Regions from separate parts of the Homo sapiens genome. Here regions 1 and 2 are each linked to region 3. A link is an interaction called in ENCODE POLR2A ChIA-PET data of the cell type or tissue named here. Cell type or tissue: MCF 10A. All regions are shown on one strand. Region 1 has its middle 42 kb from the start of ZP4. Region 2 has its middle 190 kb from the start of LINC01139. Region 3 has its middle 170 kb from the start of ZP4.

Evidence for each region. ChIA-PET counts read pairs that join two places held together with the same protein. Peaks named below come from ENCODE experiments on the same cell type or tissue, not always from the same donor. Only the 100,000 strongest peaks of a DNase experiment are listed, where the experiment ranks them.
Region 1: POLR2A ChIA-PET joins it to region 3 with 7 read pairs; 1 of 35 experiments calls an interaction of 5 or more read pairs at or near these places.
Region 2: POLR2A ChIA-PET joins it to region 3 with 5 read pairs; 1 of 35 experiments calls an interaction of 5 or more read pairs at or near these places.

Annotation. Positions count from the first base shown.
Region 1 is chr1:237,931,150-237,935,149 of GRCh38, reverse strand. No RefSeq gene overlaps it. Among named protein-coding and RNA genes, the nearest start is that of ZP4, 42 kb to the right of the region's middle. In MCF 10A, no CTCF peak of the experiment used is centred here; a DNase peak (open chromatin) is centred at 2,109.
Region 2 is chr1:238,675,961-238,679,960 of GRCh38, reverse strand. No RefSeq gene overlaps it. Among named protein-coding and RNA genes, the nearest start is that of LINC01139, 190 kb to the right of the region's middle. In MCF 10A, no CTCF peak of the experiment used is centred here; a DNase peak (open chromatin) is centred at 2,190.
Region 3 is chr1:238,061,662-238,065,661 of GRCh38, reverse strand. No RefSeq gene overlaps it. Among named protein-coding and RNA genes, the nearest start is that of ZP4, 170 kb to the right of the region's middle. In MCF 10A, no CTCF peak of the experiment used is centred here; DNase peaks (open chromatin) are centred at 1,981 and 3,261.

The sequences.
Region 1 (4,000 bases), 130 kb after region 3:
TTTTAGACATTCTTTCATTGATTGATTTACAGAAAGCAGAGAACAAAGTTGAAGTCATTCTAAAAACTAAGCTGCTTTGCTTCCCTGTTTCTATGTTGATGTTTCACTCCTAAATTTGTAAAAGTAAAGCCTTCCATGCCCAGAGGCAGCATCTTTAATGCCTAAGAGAACACAGATGTACATACATGGTGATATGGGTTGGCTGTGTCCTCACCCAAATCTCATCTTGAATTATAATTCCCATAATCCCCATAGGTCATGGGAGGCACCCAGGATAAGGTGGTTGAATCATGGAAGCAATTGCCCCCATGCTGCTGTTCTCATGATGGTGAGTAAGTTCTCACAAAATCTTATGGTTTTATAAGGGGTTTCCCCTTTGGCTCAGCTCCTGCTAGGAACAGTCCCCCCAAATCTGGCCATAAACAGGCCATGAGAAACTAGCCATAAACAAAATCTCTGCAGCACGGTGACATGCTCATGATGGCTATGACGCCCACACTGGAGGTTGTTGGTTTACCAGAATGAGGCCAAGGAACACCTGGCCCACCCAGGGCAGAAAACCGCTCAAGGCGTTCCTAAACCACAAACAATAGCATGAGCGATCTGTGCCTTAAGGACATCTTCCTGCTATGGATAACAAGCCAGAGTCTGTCCCTTTGTTTCCCGTAAGGAATGCTTTTAGCTAATCTATAATCCATAGAAATAATGCTTATCACTGGCTTGCTGTCAATAAATATGTGGGTCAAACTCTGTTCGTGGCTCTCAGCTCTGAAGGCTGTGGGCCCACGATTCCGACTCTGCACTCTATTTCTGTGTCTTTGTCTTAATTCCTCTAGTGCCGCTGGGTTAGGGTCTCTATGACCGAGCTGGTCTCGGCACTCATTCTTCTCCTTTCTGCCACCATGTGAAGGACATGTTTGCTTCCCCTTCTACCATAGTCATAACTTTCCTGAGGCCTCCCCAGCCCGGCAGAACTGTGAGTGAATTAAACCTCTTTTCTTTATAAATTACCCAGTCATGTGTAGTTCTTTATAAGCAGCATGAGAACAGACTAATACACATGGCAACCCAGAGGAGAAACATGAAACACTTGGAATTTGTTTGCTGCCAAATCAATGAAGAGCACTGCATTTTCCTTGAGAAATCCTCCGTGGTTCAGTTGTTGCCTGATTACCCTGCTTTTGGTGTGGGCTCTCTCTTTTCCAATTTGGTAATTCCCCACAACCAAAATATCAGGTTATTACATCAAAACCTACCCATATTTAGTAGTGTATCATGTCAAAGTAGATAGGAAGTACTGGCATGTTGGCACCTTTCCAAGGCTTTGGTAGTCAGCTAGACACAGTATGCAAAGAGGACAAGTGAGTCCTGGGTGCACTTGTGACCTGTCCTTGTGACTTGGAAAAAATGGCATCATGTTCTGTCCGATGTGTTTCCGCTAGGGTTCTTTGTGACCCCTGCCAGGTGCTCAGACCATGGTAATACTAAAGAATGTTCATATTCTATGTGTTCTTTGTAAAGATCATTTGGTGGCAAGTTAAGCGAAACCAATTTGAGGCACCTTGAGCAATAAAGGTTTTATTATGAGAAAAGTGGGAAATTCCATGGAACCACAAAGGATGGATTTTGCTGAGCCTCAGGAAGGGGCAAGAATCAGAAATAGCAAAATTTTCCAGAGGTTTGTTTTTTTTTAACCAATGTTTGTCTGTCTTTTGCTTCCAGCCCCCAGGGTAGGATACAGCCACTCTTTAAAGAAACTGATATGATGGATGTCAGTCTGAATTCCAAATTTCTGAGAAAGAATCTCAGTGGACCAGTCTTGGTCAGGTGTCCACCCTGGGCCCATTAACTGTGTTCAGGGAAATCAGGTCAGGAGAAACAGAAACAGCCATGAAAAGCCTGGCCTGTGGGTCAGCCAGCCAAGTAAAAGGATGAGCTAGCTGATTAATGAGTTTCTTGCAATGTGTAGGTGTACAAGCATGGAGAAGATGACCACTGGTGGCCTGGTCTCCTGCAATGCTTACATTGTCTGGTTCTATAATTATACTAGACATTTCCATATGAATATGTTGCATCATCTGAAATCCAACATGTCTAGACCAAATCCAACATGTCTAAACCAAATGGCATCTTTATACAATCTGCTGCCTTTCCCACTAATGAGACCAACATCTCTGAGTCACACCTACTTAAGTTCTTGTTAAGTTTCTTGTTCAGCGGTTCAAATTCTTCATGCTGCTACTGATGCCATACTGCTCTAGGCACATCTCACTATATAAGATCTGGATTAAAACCCTTAGGATAAATCGCTTTTTGCCGCCTACTTCTAGTTTAAGTAGACAAGCATCAGGAGGTGTTTTGCAGCCCTCATTGACTTTGGTCTCGTTAAAGGATTCCTTGTGATTTGGGGGTATCAAAAGTAAAAATGCTTGAGGATCACTTGAGGCCAGGAGTTTGAGACCAGCTTTGGTAACATAGCAAGACCCCCATCTCTATTTTCTTCCTGAAAGAATCTGTAGTATCAGTCTATAGTGTCATAAGATGCCAAAAATATATAAGAGTCACAGTAGCTGAGGAAGTATCTGAATGGGGAGGGGAAGGAGAAGAATACTGTAATGTGAAAAAGAGACCTAATACATACAAACTTCAGGAAAATCATCTCTTAACCTGAGCATAAGCACTCACAAGTACCTCCTCCCAGGATGCATCTGAGCAGCCTAAGCTTAATCATGCTTTCTAAGTTGCATGAGCACAACTAGGAATCTGCCTTCTCTCCCATGCTTTGAAATGTCAAGGAGGCCATGTTGACAAAATAGAAGCTGTGGCTGGAACAACCTGTCACTTCTCCAACTAATGCTAATGAATAGTTTTTTTATCTACCATTTCTTCACCTTCTGTCACTTAACATTTTCTTAGTTGGGGTCAAGTCTGGTTTCTTAACATAGAAAAACTCCAAGTAAAAGAGGCCCAAACAAGGTAAACATTTATTTTTTCCCCCATAAAAAATAATCCTGATTAGGCATCCAGAACCGCTGTGGCAGCCCTGTGAAGTGATCAGGAGCTGTGTCCTCCCTTCCTTTCTAAGCTGCCATCCTCACACATTTTGCTATCTTTGGGGCACTTTGTGGTCCAGGAGAGCAGGCAGATCTCCAGCTATCATATAGCCCCTTCCAAGCCAGGAGGAAGGCAATGAAAACAGACAGCATCCTTTTCTGGCAGTCCATACATATTTCTTACATCTCACTGGACAGAATTCAGCCACGTGCCACATGCAATTGCAAGGAGTGTGAAAAACATGATGTTTTAGAGCTGGCTGGAACTGTGCCCAGCAGAAAATTAGGTTTCCGTTCCTATGAAGGAAGGGGATGATGGATGGAGGGGTACACAATTAGCTATCACCACCATACCAGCCTTTCCCAGACATTTTCTCTTCTCATCTGGACTTACACCATAGACTGATAACTGTGCCCGCTCGGCTGCCATTCTAATCTATCATGCACACAAGTTAATCACCCTAAACCACTCTTCCACTTCTAGAGGACAAGATAAGATCAGGCAATTCAGACCCACACTTCCTCATCTCCTAAATTCACTTCTTTCCCGAGAAGTAATCTCCAAAAACTACCCTCTGCAAAACCTTCCAAAGGCTCATTTCTCCAAGGACTTTAACCTTCTAGCCACAAGATGCACCTCCAGGTTTTTCACCTCCCATCAACCCAGGGCTCCAGCTTTGTCCTTCACTGAACATCCTCTGGATGCAATGAGGCCTTTCCTACCTCCGAAATCTTTTGTTCTTTACTGTCCACCTGCAATTCTCCGTTTCTCCCTTTCTCTCTCTCTCTTTCTGTCCACCCCTCTTAACCTGTCCTCTCTCATGCACATATTCTCCTTTTTCATTGTTTGTATCCTACGGAAACCAAATAAAGTCCCATCTTCTCAGTAATGCACAGCCTAGAATTCATTTCCACAGATCGACGTGATTTAGCTGAATTGTAGTCTT
Region 2 (4,000 bases), 610 kb before region 3:
TCTATTATCTTCATTAATAATTAATCCAACTGTAATGATCTTAATAGTAAATATATGTATTTAATTAATTTCTTAATATAATATGCATGTATTCTAAAACTCTGGTTATTTCCAGAGACTTTCTTTCTTTCTTTAACACTCAGGCAGCTATCACAATTGCATTCTATTCTATAATTTACTGCAAAACAAAAGTTTCCAAACTGTTCATCAGAAAGTAGAGAAAATGAATCACTCATTTTAAAAGTTTATTCAGTCCTCTTGATTATAAACTTTACTCAAATGAGTCTGTTTTGTTCTGTCCTATTTTTCCACAGAACTGTGAGTACCTCGCTATTTATAGTCCTATTCCCAATTTATTCACCTGCTGTTTGAGCACTTTAAAATTATTCAAATACTAGATTACATTTAGATATAATGCTAAAGATGATTTATGGCAGTTAACACTCAATTATAAACATCTCATCCTCTCAGGCAGACTTTAAAGGCTTAAACACTTTCTCATCTTATTTTAATTGATCCCTAACCCTTCTAAAAGGCAGTTGTTAAGATACTGTTAAAATTTTCTATGTGTATTTATGTGTCTATAAATGTATATATCTCATCCTATATTTTATATTTCTTGTTTTTTCACCTAATAAAATATCTCAGAGATTGAGATCTTGCACTGTCACTAAAAATACCTCTTTCACCATAGGACCAAAGCGAAGGACCAAAATAGGAGATGAGTTAAATATATATAATTGCTATAACCATTTAAAATAATCTTTCCACAATAATTTGTATTCTTTAGTATAAAACAATATTTCAGATGAGCATGATAAATGACTGTTGACATCTATGTAAAAATCTGAAAGTAAGAGGTGTTAGGAGACAAATTGACAGATGCCCAGAATTTTAAAATTAAGGTTTCTTCAAACTGAAAATTAGTATAGCAATCAACAAGAAATATAGGGCACTATTAGAAGAATATTTTGTGCATCTAGCTAAGTGGAGATTACTAGGATCCAGAATGTATTCCAGAACATATTCAATTGTCAGATATTTGATTTTGAATTCATGGTTCTGTATTTAATACATTAAATGCTGAGCCTGGCTAAGCATTTGTTAAATTTCTCATTGGAAAAAAAACCCAAAATGTGGTCTTTTTGACAAAACATTTAACTTAACAGAAAGATTGTGTTCTTATGAATTTCTTTAGAATATTAAAGGATAGATTAATATCAACATGAGGGTATCAAATAAAGAACTTTGTTTTTGACCTTGTTCATTTCAATGACTTAATTAAGAACTGGTTAGACAAGAAGGGCAGGAAACATAGTGACAAGAGGAACCAAAAAAAACAATGAGATCAAGAAGAAATGTACATGAAGGCGATCACATCAGACCGTGATTCACATAATGTCCTTTAATCTTATAAATTTTAGCCTGTTTTGAATAAATTATTTTGTGGCCCTCTCCTTACTTCTGCTAACAGTTTATCTTGTCAATTAAATGTTATTTCAAATAAGACTTTCCACATTAAAACAGCTCATGTTGGCTTGAAATTGTGAAGTAATGTATTATATTTTTCTGTTATTCTTGTGAAATGATTTCCCCAAATTTTGCACACACTATTATATTTCCTTTGAAGTACAGAAATACAGGAATGGTAAAAGTGAAAACTTCTCACTCGCAATTAGCAACTGATAATGCACCATATGATAGCTCAAAACCAATATCCACTGAAAATGGAAATCATCAAAGACCCAGCAATTGCACATTACCTTTCTAGATTTATATCCTATGCAGACTCTTGAAAAGTGCTACAAGTTATATGGATGTGCTCTGACTAACTAAAACACATGAGAACTGTTCTCATAATAGAAAAATATAACCAAACGGACAGAATATTGTATATTCATATAATCAAGTATTCCATAGCAATGGAAATGTAATAACTAAAATTGTATTTTAAAATATAGTTAAATCTGAGAATGGTGATAATGCATGAAAGTATCGGAATGCTTTACATAGATATGTAAGTTTTATATAAAGTTAAAATAAAGCAAAAGTAAACACTATTGTTTTGCTCATACACATGTAAGAGATAACACGTGGTAGTGAATACTATGGTGTATCAGCCAAAGCCCTCCTTTCTCCAGATGCAGGGATTGTTGCCCGTTGTTGGCTCACAGATTAGTCACTGCCCAGGGTTTTCCCTTAGCTGAAGGAGACTGTCTTACCCATGGTTGCGATCCTTCTTTCCAGTGAAGCCTGCATGCAAGGACTGGTTAATACAGAGGTGAAATGGTCTAGTCCCCTTGGGATCTCAACTAACCATTAGTGACAAAACTAACTTAAAATGTCATAATAATAAAATATAGAGGTTCATTTAACTTGTTTGAGATACTGTCTGATGGTTTTCAAATACTTCTTTTTTCAGGCTATAAGATGATTCACAGGATCTGGTTGCAAAGTATATGAACATTGACAAAATGGAACGTGGAATCCAAAACTGAGTGAATGAAGTGACAGTGTATTCATACAGTTCTAAACTTCTCTCATTATTGAGAGATAAATTAGAGAGGAACCAACACTTTCTTAAAATGCTTTCCTATTTAGACATCTGGAGGCTCTACTCTGTAAGCCAAGAATGAAAGTAAGAGATATCCCCATGAAGTTTGCCTCCTAATTTCAATGAGGATGATGGGTTTTGGAAGTAGCAGATATAAGTTGCAGCTCTTAACTGCGAGAGTCAAAGTTTATGTGTTTTCTATCATGGGGTGCAAAGTTGTCCAGAAATCATAATGGTGTGATCCTCAGAGACTTTTGGTGGCTGATGATTAATCATTATTTTCTGAGCACTCCAGGTTTGGGCAACATCCTAAAGTTTTACTTAACCCGTATAAATAAAAATGATTCCAATCTCTTTAATTAAGACTGCATTTGAGATTTATACATTTTCATTCCATTTCCCTATCAGAGCCAGTTTACAGATTTAGAGTGCATTAATGAAAGTAGGGTTTCATACTTATAAGGCAGAAATGTGAAACATTCTATAAGTAAATAAACAATACTCCCCCTAGCCGTCCTTTAAAAGACCAGTGAAAAGATATCACTATAACTCTCAATTTTGGAGATTTACTGGGTACTGACATGGAGGTGTTGTAAATCCCTGAGGATAGAAAGCTTCGCTGTCGTCCACTAATCAGAAATGGCAAAAGAAATTTTGTTCTAGGACTTTTTTACAGTGGGAATAGTGGATTGAAAGTCTCAAGCTTCATTTATTTCCACACAGGTCACTAATTTATAGTTTAGAAGTTTGAATAGAAATACTAAAAAAGGTCTACAGCCATACCACCCTGAACGAGCCCGATCTCATCTGATCTCAGAAATACTAAAAAAGACAAAGAAAAAGAAAAAAAAAGAACAATCTTTCCAATAGCTTCCTGACTAGTGGACGAGGGACTATTAATTTGGGAAAAAACGAGTTGGAAGGCCCTGTTCTATCATTCTCTATCACTCCTTCTCACCAACATGATAGGAGTTCCAATCACATTCCACTTAGCTCTTTTATTCATTTACTTAGTATATGCAGTAACATGGATTTTGGAGAAAAATAGCAGGTTATCATAAACTTATTCAGGTAGTAACTCTAATTGCAGCTTCTGCTTCAAATGAAATCTCTTTAGTGAAGTAAATAAATATAGCCCTCAACATCAGGTATACAGATATTGATTTGATTTTTTTTCTTTCTTTTTGCTGTAGTTATTAGCCAAGATCATCATACGCTGCTTGATTTTTACGTGTTAGGGACAGCAGTACTTCTTCTCCTTATCCCCTCAAGGCTATGCCAAAGCTTCAGTTGCTTGTCATGATCTACTCTGTAAGAATGATTACTATTTTGATATCCTACAGAACATTATGTTCAGCCACCACTTTGATGACATGCCAACGCAGTCTGGTCAAAGGGAGTTAGCAAGTGTGCACAATGCCTTCAAAGGCAACTTGCTTACCAGCT
Region 3 (4,000 bases):
CTCCGGATCCCACACCCGCATCTCCAGTTGTTTCAACTGGGCTTCTTTAGACAGCTGCGCATTTTACAGCCCATGCCCTATGCTGGTTCTTTGAATTTATTTGTCTTCTCTAAGCCTGAATTTGTATCACATGTACAACCTTACAAAAAAGAAGCATCTCCCTCCAAAGAAATTTACAAGAAATGAAAGAGAATAAAGTGGGAAGCAAAAAGTAGCATCATAAGAAGTCACCTTGAAGAAATAAATGGCAGTTGAAATGAAATGAGCAAAGGATATACTGGCTCTTGATGTACAGGATGCTCCCACCAAGTGTCAGGAGTTCCATTATACAGGATCACGTGTCTTTCTTTATGACTCCAATCCTATTACTTAACTTTGCAATAGGGAATATTAAAGTCATCGTAAAACTCTAAGTGCTACTTAGATTGAGTTTAAGATTTAAGAATTCATGGACAGGCAATACTTGGAATATTTAATTATACCCATGTCTCAGAATGTAAATATTTAGACCTTGTTATACAAATAATGTCAGAACCACATTGTAAGTTGAATACCATTCCTTCTTCTTTTCTACTCCATATCTGTTGGGAGACTCTACAGTAGACACTGGGAGACCAAAACTCCCACTACAACAACTAGAAAAAAACAAATGAGGTACAATAGTCATATTTTTAAAGGTATCAGAGATCTGTAGAAGTCACAAAGGTTAGATAAATTAAAATTTCAGTAAGCAGAGAATCTCTTGAATGTGAGCTATATGCATCTGCCAGAAAAACAGAACCCATAAGAGATAGATGCATTAAGAGATTTGTTACAGGAATTATCTTACACAATTGTGTGATGGGCTAATCAAGTCTGAAATTCATAGGGCAAGTGGTCAGGAAAGGAACTCACAAGAACTCCAAATAGAACTCCATGGGTCGAAGCTAAAGCTGTTGTATATGGGAGAATTATTTGTTCTCTTGGGAAAGCCTCAGTTCTGCTTCTAAGGCTTTCGGCTGGTTATGTCAGGCCCACCTGGATTATCCAGAATTATCTTCCTTATTCAAAGTCAACTGATTAGGTACTTTAATTACATCTGCAAAATCTTATCACAACACCTAGTAGTGTTGACTGAAAGACTGGAGACTGCAGCCTGCTCAAGTTGATACATTAAAAAAAAAACCAACATAGTCTGTCCCTTGTTAACTTTGCACTCTGCTAATAGTGCATGTGAATCATTATTCGACCCATGCTGCAATCACTTCTTACTCCACAGGACTGAAGCACAAGAAGATTCTCCCAAATCCCCTCAAAGGGTGGGTGACTTTAAGTAATTGGCAATACTTGGAGCCTGTCCAGAATCTGCTATTCTCTTAGCTCAAGAAGCACAGTCTTGATTGTCCCCATAGTAGAGGCCATAAAAGTTTTAAGTGTTTATGATTTATAATATTATAGGTATTTGTGATATAGTTCTGTGCCTATCTCTTCATTTTGAGGATTTCCCTTAAGATATAGGAAGGCCAATTTATCTACCTCACTTAATTTCATATAAATATATTGGGGAAATATCCTTTCAAATGGATAAAGAGGTTTCTTTTTCTCTTCAAAGATGACACAGAATATTTTTCCTAGAGAAAATTTACCTGGTGTTCTCCACCAACCATTACATGTTTTTGGACCATCCCCTGTTTTCTGCTGAAACTGCTCCAGTACTAAGTTTATATTAAAAAATATCTGTATAACCCAAAGCCAAATCTCTCAGAAAATGTCTTTCAAGGTTGTCAAATGAAGTAGAATCTGAGGGGGAAAAGGGCTTCCATCATTTATTTCCTTTGGGTATACATTTATTGAATATTCTGATGTCCATTTTGTCAATGTAGAGGCAGTCCACAAGATCATTTCCAGCTGAATAACTCAGGCTGCCTGGTATTGATCCACACTTCCTCCTGAGATCTGCACACCTGGCAGTGAGCCATGCAGACCGCTAAGTCAGAGGCACTGTCTCAGCCATTGGCAAAGGGAATGACTCAGCTGTGCATCAACCATGAGCTGGGTTTAATGAACATTGAAGCAGAAAATTTACCATCTGGCTGGCCACATGCATGCAGTGTCAAGCAAAACTCCATCAGCAGCACTCATTGCAGCTGAACTATAGCAAACCTGGTTGCACGCAGAGCCGGCACCGCATCATCTACACCAAACCCTGTGCTTAGCCCTGCAGTCTGTACAGCTCCACTTAACAATGACTCCACGGAGCAGCCCAGTTTGCAGTAGCAGGAGCCTCCATCAGCACCAGTAAAGGCCAGTCTCAATCTCACAGGCCTTCAGAACCCCCTCACACAGAGGATATACCCCCATGTTGAAAGACTGAACAGGTGTGCATCCAATTTCCTCATCTATCTGCCCTCACAATGAACCCCAGGTTTTGATATGCTCCAAAAGTGCATGCTCAAGAAGGGGATCACCTAAAATGGTAGGCACTTGATTTACTAAATCCAGATGACGAAGACATCTGTCTTCCTTACCCCTTGGAAGCCAACTTTTTAAAGGCACAGGACCTACTCTCCATTGGTGTTCTGATGCTAAAACTAGCCAGATCTGGCATTAAGTTTGGAGGCCGCCTTCACCCTCACTCACACAACAGACTCTGAGCCATCTGCTTCCAGAGAAAGATAGCTTTTCAAGTGACCGGGGGTACCCTAAAATAGTCAAGATCCCTTCACTGGAGCCGTCTAGCAGCTGGAGGCCTGAAGATCAGGCTAGATTGGAGTATTTGTAAACAGTCAGACTTACCTGGTCTACCTTGTTTCTAAAATCAGCAGCCGAGAAGGAGCAGAGGAAGGATGGAGCATGCAAAGTGGCACAGCTGGATAGTGATGGTCTATCCAGGGTGAGCAGACCCTGCCACTCGAAATACCCAAGGGCAACTGCAATGCCCACCACAGCTAGGGGGATCCATAGGAAACGAGCAGCTTGCGTGGAGAGCTACCACTGGCGCCTGGTCAAAGACCCCATCCCCACTTGTCTAAAGTCTCAGTCCACTGCATTTATCCCTCATGCCAAGTCTCCAACTTCCCCTCAAAGTTCCAAAGCTATTACCAGATCAACTTGTTGCTGGAGGGCTCAAGAGGCTCTGTGGATGCCAGTGTGATCCCAGGAGAGTCTCTGCATGCCAGTGAGACCCCAGCCCAGCTAGTTTCCAGATTCTTGACACAATCACAAGAAACAATTCAGAGATGAGTCAGAAGGAGGTGAAAGGCAGGAAGCTTTTATTGTAAAGCGAAAGTACACACTGAAGAGAGAAGTCCAGGCATGCTTGTGAGAACAAGTCATGCATACAAAGCTTGACTTTCTAATTTTATGAGTGTTTCTTTAACTGAAATGTGGAATAATCATTAGATGTTCTGGAAAAGGAGATGATTTCAGGGATGTGCCTGCACTCCTACCGCCCCTTTCTCCCCTATTTGGGTTTGCCTGGAAGAGTCATGGACATGTCACACGACCAGGATTTTGGCCATTTTCTCTCCTTATTTTGGATTTTCTGTTATCCTGTGGTTTCTTTGCCTAGTTTCTGTTTTAGCTGTTGTTTGAGGTTTTCCATTTTCCTGTAACTACCCAGTGCCATTTCTATCTCATGTGGACACAAATGGGGACATTCTCTTCCCTGAGAGGTCATTATCTCCATAAATTGCTCTTCTGCCCTAACAGCTCCACCCTTTCATGCCCTAGCATATGCCCAGAAGTATGTTCTAAGGCCACACCTAAAACATAGGCATCTATTGATTCTGCTCAGTGATTGGGAGGATGGGGTGTCTCTAACCATTATTTCATTTGTTCCACAATCCCGATCTAAACCACATTGTCATTCTGGTCATTCTGGCCAATGCTGCCAACTGCACCAAAGTAACAAAGAAATAAAGGTTCAGCCAGGTTCTCAGATTATCAAGAGTAACACATCAGACCCAGTTAACGTTATTTTCATCAGGGATAAATGATGCTATGAATCCATTTCGCCCCC